2 separate regions of the Homo sapiens genome follow, and region 2 is linked to region 1. Evidence: chromatin contacts called from ENCODE Hi-C or POLR2A ChIA-PET data. All regions are on one chromosome and are shown on one strand. Each heading gives the region's core, a stretch centred on a gene start or an enhancer-like site at or near the end of the contact. The rest is flanking DNA. Distances are from core to core; before and after follow the strand shown.

Region 1 (5,110 bases), core at 1,465-3,964:
AAGATGGGTCTCTAAACTCCCAGGTACCCTCTCAAACCCAGCTAACCTGGCAGGTTCAAAGGCCTATCATCTTTACTTCATGCCCTTGCTGGAATTTCAACAAATGAGTAGGCTTTGAAGGTGAGTCCGGGCAATTACTTTTTCCATAGGCAAAAAAACAGTAGTCCAGCCCTATTTTTACATGAGGAGTTTGAAGGATTCAGTCCCTAGGATATGCTTATTAAGTTACTGCTCTAAGTAAATTCCAAAAGAGATAACTGTCCTTTCAGACTCAAGGGCAAGCTAAAAAACAAGCACGTACCCTAGGAAGTCTGCCTTCCTGGGCAGAGTGAATGCTTCTTTGCCTACAGGGACGATGATATCCTTCTTTTTTTAGTATTTAATTTCTGCAAATTTAGGGGCCCTGTGATTTCTTGGTTGCAGAATGAGTCACCCATTACTTGGGACCTGAGGCAGAGCAAATTCCTCTGTAGACTGGGGAAGGGAGTGGATGGGTTAGGGGTGCACATTCATTTCACACAACTTCCTTGTCTGAGCTTAAATCTGGAGGAGGTGTGAATTCTGGGTGCTGCATTTATAAAAAATAACAACAACAACAACAAAACAATACACACTAATGCCATATCCAAATTGGGTCATGGCAAAACTGTGCCTCGTGACCACATGCCTTTTTTACTCCTGTATTTTCCCCGTCTTTTAAAGTCAAAATTTCACTACTAAAATGGGATTGGCAGGGTATGCAGAGGCAGAGTGTCAGCATCTCTTTCCTTAAGAGTCACCATGTCCATCTGTCGATAAGTCCGTGGATCTAGGGACAATGAAAGGAGCTTCTAGAGAAGAAATAATGTGGAAGAGAAAAGAGCCGCATGTCTATCTCAAAATAGGATGGCAGAAGATGGCCTTGAGAGAGAAGGGGAGTACCCAGAAATACAGTGTGACTTTCTAGGGGGAAATCTGCTATTTCTGCTGGCCCAGCATCCCTGCCCCTTGCTTCTGATAAACGCATCTCATTTTTTACTGAGGGAGCCACTGTAGCATAGATTTGTCATGCGGGCCAGGCCAATCGGTCCAGAATATCTCTGGGGGTGGGAAGAGGACCCAAGTCAGGCCCACAGTACCCACAAGCATTGGCCCCAGGACTTCAGTGGCAGCCACTGGGAAGGAGAAGCCCCCTCTCCACTTGCTGGCCAAGCTGGGACGATGTGAGCGCACCTGGGCCCAGCCCTGTCCAAGCTTCCCAGGAACATGAACAATAAACACCCTCTTTGCTTAAGCCAGTCTGAGTTGGATTTCTAAATCTTGCAATCGCAAATATCAACGTATCTTCACTTAAAAAAAAAAAAAGTCATCATGTGAATTATATTTTCTATATTCAGAAATTTCCAGACAGGAACAATGAGGTCCAGAGCTTCAAGAGGCCATCCAAGACACACAATAAACCTAGATGCTGAGACATGACTGCGAGTCAGATCTCGCATCTTCTAGGCACTGCCCAGCATCTACACTGTTCTCTGGTATGCAATGTGAATGAAGAAATGTGCCTGACACCCTTCCGACTCACAGGAATTAACAGCTGTGCAGTTTCATCCAAACACAGATACCGTCTAAGGAGAGAACACCCACCAACTGCACCTTCACATTTACAAATAATCAAGAGAGCAAATATATAATTCAGAAAGCTCCAGAATACAAGTGCTGTTGCCTGGCAGGACCGGTCTATGAAAGTTGTATGTATTTATGGTGAGCTGAGTGACAAAATGACAGATCCATCATATTTTGAAATGACTAATGTGCTCAAGAAATTAGGAGGGCATCAAAATTGCACAGGTCATTGAGAGCCATGTGTGACTGAGCCCTGAAGCACCAACTGTTCAAGCAAAGCCTCTGGGGAGATTCCTGGGTCCTGTGTGGCACGATCTGGCTAAGTAACCACCTGGAAAACAGGCTTTTGGACGTGGCAGAAATTCGTTCCCTTGTACCCTGCCCAGGGCAGCTGGGCACAGCTTCCAGGAGCCCCTACTCTAATTCAAGCAGTTCAAGCTGAAACAGCAGCCTGCAGAACTGGCCTGAAGCCCCTGTGTGCCAGGACTGGGCTGGCTGGCTGACTAATTTGATTGTGATTTTGGGGCTAAGCCTGTCTGATCCACACCACTGTTAGTCACAGCTGAGGCCTGGTTAGAGAGCATCCTTAAAAGGACTGGAATGAAAGAGGTAGCATCTTTCCAAAACAAAATCGATGAGAACACAATGCACAAAATGAGGTGAAGATGTCCATTTCTCCCCCAGTGTGGCAACAGAACAACTAAACCTAGGGATTAGGCAGACATTTTTCTTCAGCATTAACAACAAAATAATCAGAATGACCCCAATAAGCAAATTAGCATGGCTTACCTTGGGTTTGGCCTTCCCCTCCCCACCACAGTGATATTTATTGGCAAAGGCTTCCCAGGCCAAAAATGAATTCCTAAACCAAAACACCTATTGCACACTTTAAACAGAAATAAGAGGAGGCTGGAGATCTCAACCATAAAAAGAGGTCTCGGTGGCACCAGAGAGACATTTTGGTTACGCTTGTTGAAATGTGATCATGGTATTCACTGACAACTGCCAAGAAAGTCATGATGGAGCAAGCAAGGTGGTGGCGGAGGCATTCTTTGGCTGCAGAATCTCAGGCAACTCCCAAAAGCAAATGAGCTCCCAGTCACTGAACGAGTGGCTCTGTGTTACAGCTTCAGATGCCCTGGACTGGGAAGCTCACGCAGTCCTTGCTGACAGGGCTGTGGAGAGGTGGTTTCAGAGCAGCCACTGTGAGCCCAAGGCCCAGGAGGAGGGCTCACAGGAAGTGTTCCCCACACCCACAGAGACTGCAACCAGACTGCTGAGGAGATGCCAAGTTCATTCCAGAAAGTGTGGCCAGACCTTCCTGAGAAGAGCCCCAGCTCCACTTCTACCAAGTATCAAGCTCCCCATCACTTCCCGCTGCCCCCAGCCCCAGTGCCCAGGACGACGGGCAGAGACCCCAGCTGTGTGGCTGTGAGCCTGGCCCATGACACAAGCAATAGGGCAGTTCCATTCTGCTTAATCCCAAGAGTAAATGATCTCCAATTCAAGAAGGTTTTAGCATCTCAACGAGAGGGAGGTGAAAAATTGACCAGAATTCCCAAAAAGGGCAAAAGGAGGAATGAATGATTTTGCTTACAGAGCACATACGTACTACACACGAGTGCACCTCATTCTAAACAGACAGGACTTAAAAAACCTTAACGTAAGAATTGAGAGAATTATATTTGATTTTTCAGTATTTTAAAAATACTAAACACTTTTTTTTTTTTTTTTTTTGTAGAGACAGGATCTCGTCATGTTGGTGAGGCTGGTCTCAAGCTCCTGGGCTCAAGTGATCCTCCCACCTTGGCTTCCCAAAGTGCTGGGATTAAGGTGTGAGCCACTGCACTCGGCCTACAAGCATATCATTTCATTAAACACAAATCCTCTTTCTTCCCGCAGTGCACAGGATGCAAATCATAACCCCAGGTTATTGGGAATAATTATATCAGTAATAAGGATAAAGATAATAATAATTCCATGCTGCTCCTACTGTCATAATAATGACGAACACTTCTGCAGCATCGAAGCCTTTGCAGCATTTAGAATGGGCCAGGCACTGTTTGGAGCACATTGCACATATTCGCTCATTTAATTCTTGTATGAACACTACAAAGTAGGTACTATTTGTTACCCTCCTTTAATAGGTGAGGAAAACTGGCCCCAGGTCACCCATCCCATGAGGGCGGGACTTGCCCTGGACCTGCATATGACATACACCTACAGCAGCCTCCGAGTGGCAGGGCTGTATAGAATGAGGTACGCCAGTGTGAGGTAGGAATCGAATCACTGGCTGGACACTGTGGGGAGCAGAAGTCTGGGTGGAGAGGGCACAGGTGGCAGCCTCGCTGGCGGGCTGGCTGGCGGCGCAGGCACAGGGCGGCGTTCATGGGGACACTCACCTTCACTCTCCCCACTCGTCTTGATGCCTTTTGAACCACCCTCTGTACCTTTAGCCTTCTCGGCGTCTTCTTGGGCATCCTCGGTGGGCCCTTTCTCCTCATCTTCTTCTTCCCCAACGTTTTTGTAGTTGGGTCTCTTTTGCACCCGCCTCTTGCCCTTGTGCTTGTTCATCTCAAGGGACCGCTCGAGTGTCTCGGTGGGTTTAATGAAGCACCGAATGCTGGGCTTGGCCTAGGAAAGTCCAACGAAGGCAACAGGTGAATTTGAACACTAGAATCCTGCTGGATGCTATCAAGTTGCCCAAAAGTTTCTGTCCTAAGAAACTCATCTCCAAAAGAAACCATTATATCATAAGATAGCTGCACTCGCATGCTTACTGCGGGACTATTCACAATAGCAAAGACATGGAATCGGCCTAAGTGTCCACCAACAGAGGACTAGATAAAGAAGATGACATGTATACACACGATGGCATAGTATTCAGCACTAAAAAAGAAGGAAATCATGTATTTTGCAGCAACATGGGGACGATTATCTTAAGTGAAATAACTCAGACACTTACTGCATATTCTCATAAGCAGGAGCTAAATAACATGTGCACATGGCAGCAGAGTGTGGGATGATGGACAATGAGACTGGGAGGGGTGGTGGACTTGGAGGGGGTGGATGATGGGAGGGTGTTTGGTGGGTCCAGTGCGCATTACTCCAGTGATGGATGCAATGAAGGTCCTGACTTCACCACAATGCAATACATCAATGTGGCAACACTGCCATTTTACCCCATGAACACAGACAATAAAAACATATTTTAATAAAGAGAAATTAATCTCCAAAACAAATGCCACCTCCAGATCTATTATTATGCCCATTATTAACATCATCATCAAATAATCAAAACAACAGTGCCAGCTACCATTTACTGTCTACTGCCCTAAGTCAGAAATGGTGCACTTTACCAGCAGCAGCTCTACACTCCCCAAATATTAGCTGTTTGTGTAAGGAGAACTTCTGATGAACACTTCTGTGGTACTTTCTTATGTGTCAGATGCTGTTCTCAGGCTCTGACTATATGATCTCACTTGAACTTTATAGCAACTGCATGAGA
Region 2 (4,502 bases), core at 1,860-4,359, 75 kb before region 1:
TGGGAGCCCTAGGGCCCTGGCCCTGCAGGGGTGAGAAACTGTCCACGAGCAGATCTGCACTTGTACAGAGCACGCCGTCGCGATTTCCCACGTGTACAGGTGTACATACACACATGCACACACTCACGTGTGCACACAGTTTCTAAGGTTATTTTGGGTTTGTTTTTTAACAAGAGCCATCAAAATCAAGGGAGACATGCACGAACCTTCACAGAACTTCAATTCTCATACATATACTTGAGGCCTGAATCAGAATGTTTTCCCATCACAGTCGACAATATTCTTCTTTTTTTTAGACGGATTCTCACTCTGTCGCCCAGGCTGGAGTGCAGTAGTGCCATCTTGGCTCACTGCAACCTCTGCCTCCCAAGCTCAAGCGATCCTCCCACCTCAACCTCCCAAGTAGCTGGGACTACAGGTGCATGCCACCACACCTGGCTACTTTTGTTCTCATTTATTGAAAAAACAAAAAGGCACATTTATTTCATTTCATTTAAAAACCAACCACTTTAGTCAAGAACTAGCGTTCTGCAGCGGACCATTTAATGACTGGAACTCTCTAATCCTTTCCTGGAGAAAGGCCTCTTTCAAAAGCCAACTTGGGCTTTTGGTTAAAATTCCTCCTGGCTCAAATTGGCTGGAGAGAACCCCTATGCTCTCCTGGCTTGGAACTGCTGTCCTGTAAGAAATGATAGGGCCCTATGGCTTGAGGAATCCAGGGAGTGGGTACCTTGTGACTAGGTGGGGAGGGGAGTGGAAGGGTCAGATGGCCATGGAGGAGGATTTTTGAGCCTTTTAGTGCAAAAAGGAAAGGAGAGCTTGGGGAGACGTGAGCCAGGGCTACCTGGAGGAGCCCTACCTGGAGGCGCCACAGCAACAAGGACATGGGTGAATGGAGAAGACGGGCAAGAAGGGCAGGATGTGGCTGGGTGCCCAGGACAGAGGAGGCAACCTGGGAACATCAGCGGGCTCAGACCAGGGGCACCCTAGAGATGGGAGTAGAGTGGAGAGGGGGCTGAGGGAAGAATTTTAACTTGTACCAACAAAGTGGGGCTCTTTTGTCCAGACAAAAGGACAAAAGGTTGCTGTTTCTGAGACCCAGGGGCCCACTGGGCATGCCTCCACCCTGCACCGGGGCTGCAAGGTCAGAGGGATCTGCCAAGGACAGGGCAGGAGGTGGGGCCCAGGCCATACAACTGAAGAGCATTTGAGGGGTAGCTGTCTCCTGCCTGCCTGTTCATCTGCTTAGTTCTCCAGGCTTCCTCAATTGCAGCGTGTCCCGCAGAGCCTCTGCCTACCCTTCCAGCCCCATCTGCTGCCAGTTTCTGCATCCCACCTGGGGTGGGCTGTAATAGCCCCCAAAGATGCCCACGACCTAATCCCTGGAACCTGTGAACATGCTACCTTACAAAAGGGATTTCATGGGTGTGACTGAATCAAAGAGCCTGAGCTGGGGGAGCTTATCTTGGATTACCTGGACAGGCCCAATCTAATCAGAAGGGGTTCTAAAAGTGAAAGAGTGAGGCAGACGAGGAGGTGAGAGTGATGCAGTGTGAGAAGGACTCATCCTGCCACTGCTGGCTTTGAGAATGGAGGGAGGGGCCATAAGCCAAAGCACAGGCGACCTTTAGAATCCAGAAAAGGCAAGAAAACAGATTCTCCCCAGAGATTTCGGGAAGGACCAACACCTAGACTTTAGCCCAGTGAGACCCGTGGCAGACTTCTAACCTCCAGAGCTGTAAGAGAATAACTGGGTGTTGTAGAAATGTGTAGCAGCAGCCATATGAAACGAATGGACCGCCCAATGTTCCAGACACGGGCTACTGACCTGGTAGCCAAACATACCTGTGTGTCTTCACTGCAGATGCCCCCTCTGCCTGGAAGGCCCTTCCCCAGGTTGTCTGCTGCTTCACACTGGCTCAGAACAACCCTTGGCTCAAAGGCTCGGACGCCCAGAAGCAATTCTTGTCCCTGTTTACCCACCCACCCCCAGCAAGGGCCCAACTACTCTGTATTCTTCTTGATCCTGCAGTTTCCAGCAGAGCACCTGCACCCACCTGCTGAAGTGCATCACTGTGCTAGATGCCTGAAGGGAGGAGGGCTCTGTCCTGTCCTTGTGTTTCTGGTGGCTAGCACAGTGCCTACCATTCAGCAAATGATGGATGGACGCGCACGGGAGTGGGTGAGGAAACACTCAGAGTCCCTGTCTACAGTCAAGTGTGCAATCTGCAGTCTGGATCTTGTGTTTCTGGTGGGAAACAGATGGGATCTATTATGGTTACTGTGCTATGATAGGAACAAGATGCCATGATAGGAAGGGAAGCCGCTGAAGCCAGGGGCCCTGGGAGACCTCAGGAAGTGGCAACAGGGGCTGCATCAATCTAGTCTGGAACCTTCTGCTAGACACTGCTTGGGACTCACATTTCCCAGAGTCTGCCAGCATGGCTCATCAGACTGGAGGCAGCAAAGGGAAGGGGGCCCAGCAGGGAACAGTGAAAGCTGTAGATGTTCATCAGTTTTGCTGCTCTGAAGAATGCAAACCATAGCTGGGAGAGAGTCGAGTTTTATGAGAAACCAGTTAAAGGCTAAAGGTTAACCGGAGTCATTTAAATGACATGCATATTTCCTGGCTTTGCACAGCTCTGGAAAACCCCAACTGCATTTAGAAAAATGCAAAGTGTATTATAAAATTCAAAGGCCAGGGTATAGGTAGTAAAAAAAAGATAAATGCAAAAAGATAATGTGGATGTGCCAAGTTGAAAAACCAGGAAGTTGCATGCGGCTTTTCTACATGAGAATTTGGAAGGAAAAGGAAAGAAAGTCTATCTCACCTTGAACCTTGTATAAAAAATGGTGGCATCCCAGTCAGTCCAAAGGCTGGAGGGAAGATGGGATGAGAACTTTTGGCTCTTAATTATTAGCAAATGACTAAAAAGTTGTGAGGACTGGGGGAGGCCAGCTCAGCCCCAACAACTTCTGAGCCTCCATGGTCTGGCTGGCTGACTCTGGCCTGGACAGTCTCTACTCCTAAGGCATTTTTATGACTGCCTGAAACAAAACAGGCCATTTCCAAGACTGGCACTGGTTCAGAACAACCACAAGAGATAGGGATGGCTGGAGTTTCAGTGCTGCAGGGAGTTTCAAGTTCTGCAAGGGAATCTCCTGCCTAGCCCATGCAAGTGATTATACACAAGGCCAAGCACAGAATGGGTTCAGCTACCTTCTGAGCACACATGTAGCTGTGTGTGGGGCTGCAGGGCTGCAGGGCTGGGGAGCATCCAGGAGGCCCAACCTATTACGCAGGCCCTTCCTCTCAAGACAGGTGCCCAAGGCTCGAGAGGGCAAGTGATTTGTCTTCAAGTCAGGTAGAGGCACACTGTATGCAAGCTTAACTTCCACAAACTCAACTACACGGATGCAGGAAAGTGGAGAGGAGAGGGAGAGAAGCGTAAACAGCTTAAATACCACAGGCCTCTCGGGCTGCCAGACCCATGAGGGAACCTTAGGGGCAGATGGGAATCTGCCTCCCTCATGGGCTTGGCTCTTCCTGCCTATCCCTTGAGCGCCCCTCAAAGTGCCCAGCATGATTCTCCCTGGTAAAGAAACCAGGATTTCATCTGACATGGCCAACCTCTTCCTCTAAAACCTGCTCAACGACGGGGTCTACTGCAGCCCTGCAGTTCAGACTGGCTGTGCCGGACCCACTCCTCATTGAGAAATGTCATTCACCCATGAGGGATCTGTGAGGGTGACTGGGACGGCAGGTGGTTTCCACCTGAGAAACTGACTTTGGAACTTAGAGAGATGTGACTGCTGTACCATGCTACCAAAGCCAGCCTTCCTGATGGCCTCTGGCTGATTAGCAGGTGGGCAAGGAGAGTTCCTAGAGGGAACTAGAATTCATGGAAAGCAGCAAAGCAGACACTGAGTGCTGAGTTCCAGAACATTCCTCACTCTGTCTAATCCCATGGTTCTCAACACTGGCTATGCAATGGAATCCTTTAGGGAGCATTTGAAAATATAGATGTCAGGGCCCCACCCCGGAGCCAGTGACTCAGAACCTTCTGGAGTGAGGTCTGGGTACAGATTGTTTTCAAAGTCCTGCTGGGCCAGAAACCACAGGGCCTTCGCACCACCCACCCTCACGCTTGGTCACAGCTCTGTCCTGGCCTGGCCTAGGAGCAAATCAGATGCCCCTAGAGCGGTTCCCCTGTGGCAAACACATTTTCACTTCTATTTTCAGGCAGGTCAAAGTAAAAATGAAAATTTATGCTTTTACATGTCCCAAGCTCAGTATTCTGTACATTTCTCTAAACACACACACACACACACACACACACACACACACACACACACACACGTTTTTTTTTGTAGAGATGGAGTTTCACCATGTTGGCCAGGCTAGTCATAACTCCTAGCCTCAAGTGATCCGCCTGCCTCAGCCTCCCAAAGTGCTGGGATTACCGGCATGAGCCACCGCGCCTAGCCATATTCTGTACATT

The links. A loop is a pair of places that touch in the nucleus more often than their neighbours do. ChIA-PET counts read pairs that join two places held with the same protein, here RNA polymerase II (POLR2A). Pooled maps may share reads with other maps.
Region 2: a loop to region 1 is called in a map of posterior vena cava, with 1.8 times the contacts of the local background. The contact joins two enhancer-like sites. A Hi-C loop is called at or near these places in 6 of 168 maps with a recorded cell type or tissue (HCT116, MCF 10A, PC-9 and 3 more) and 4 of 50 pooled maps. POLR2A ChIA-PET finds 5 or more read pairs at or near these places in 6 of 52 experiments (AG04449, BJ, activated CD4-positive, alpha-beta T cell and 3 more).

The regions. Positions count from the first base shown.
Region 1 is chr16:11,002,200-11,007,309 of GRCh38, reverse strand. CLEC16A (C-type lectin domain containing 16A) reads right to left here. Exons shown (of 24, transcript NM_015226.3): 11 at 4,005-4,236. Among named protein-coding and RNA genes, the nearest start is that of CLEC16A, 60 kb to the right of the region's middle. RefSeq lists a silencer at 1,114-1,350. Within about 2 kb of position 2,714, at least 7 of the 41 ENCODE cell types and tissues checked have a DNase peak (open chromatin) inside an H3K27ac peak, as active enhancers do.
Region 2 is chr16:11,077,823-11,082,324 of GRCh38, reverse strand. All of the region lies in intron 19 of CLEC16A (C-type lectin domain containing 16A), which reads right to left. Among named protein-coding and RNA genes, the nearest start is that of CLEC16A, 140 kb to the right of the region's middle. Within about 2 kb of position 3,109, at least 20 of the 41 ENCODE cell types and tissues checked have a DNase peak (open chromatin) inside an H3K27ac peak, as active enhancers do.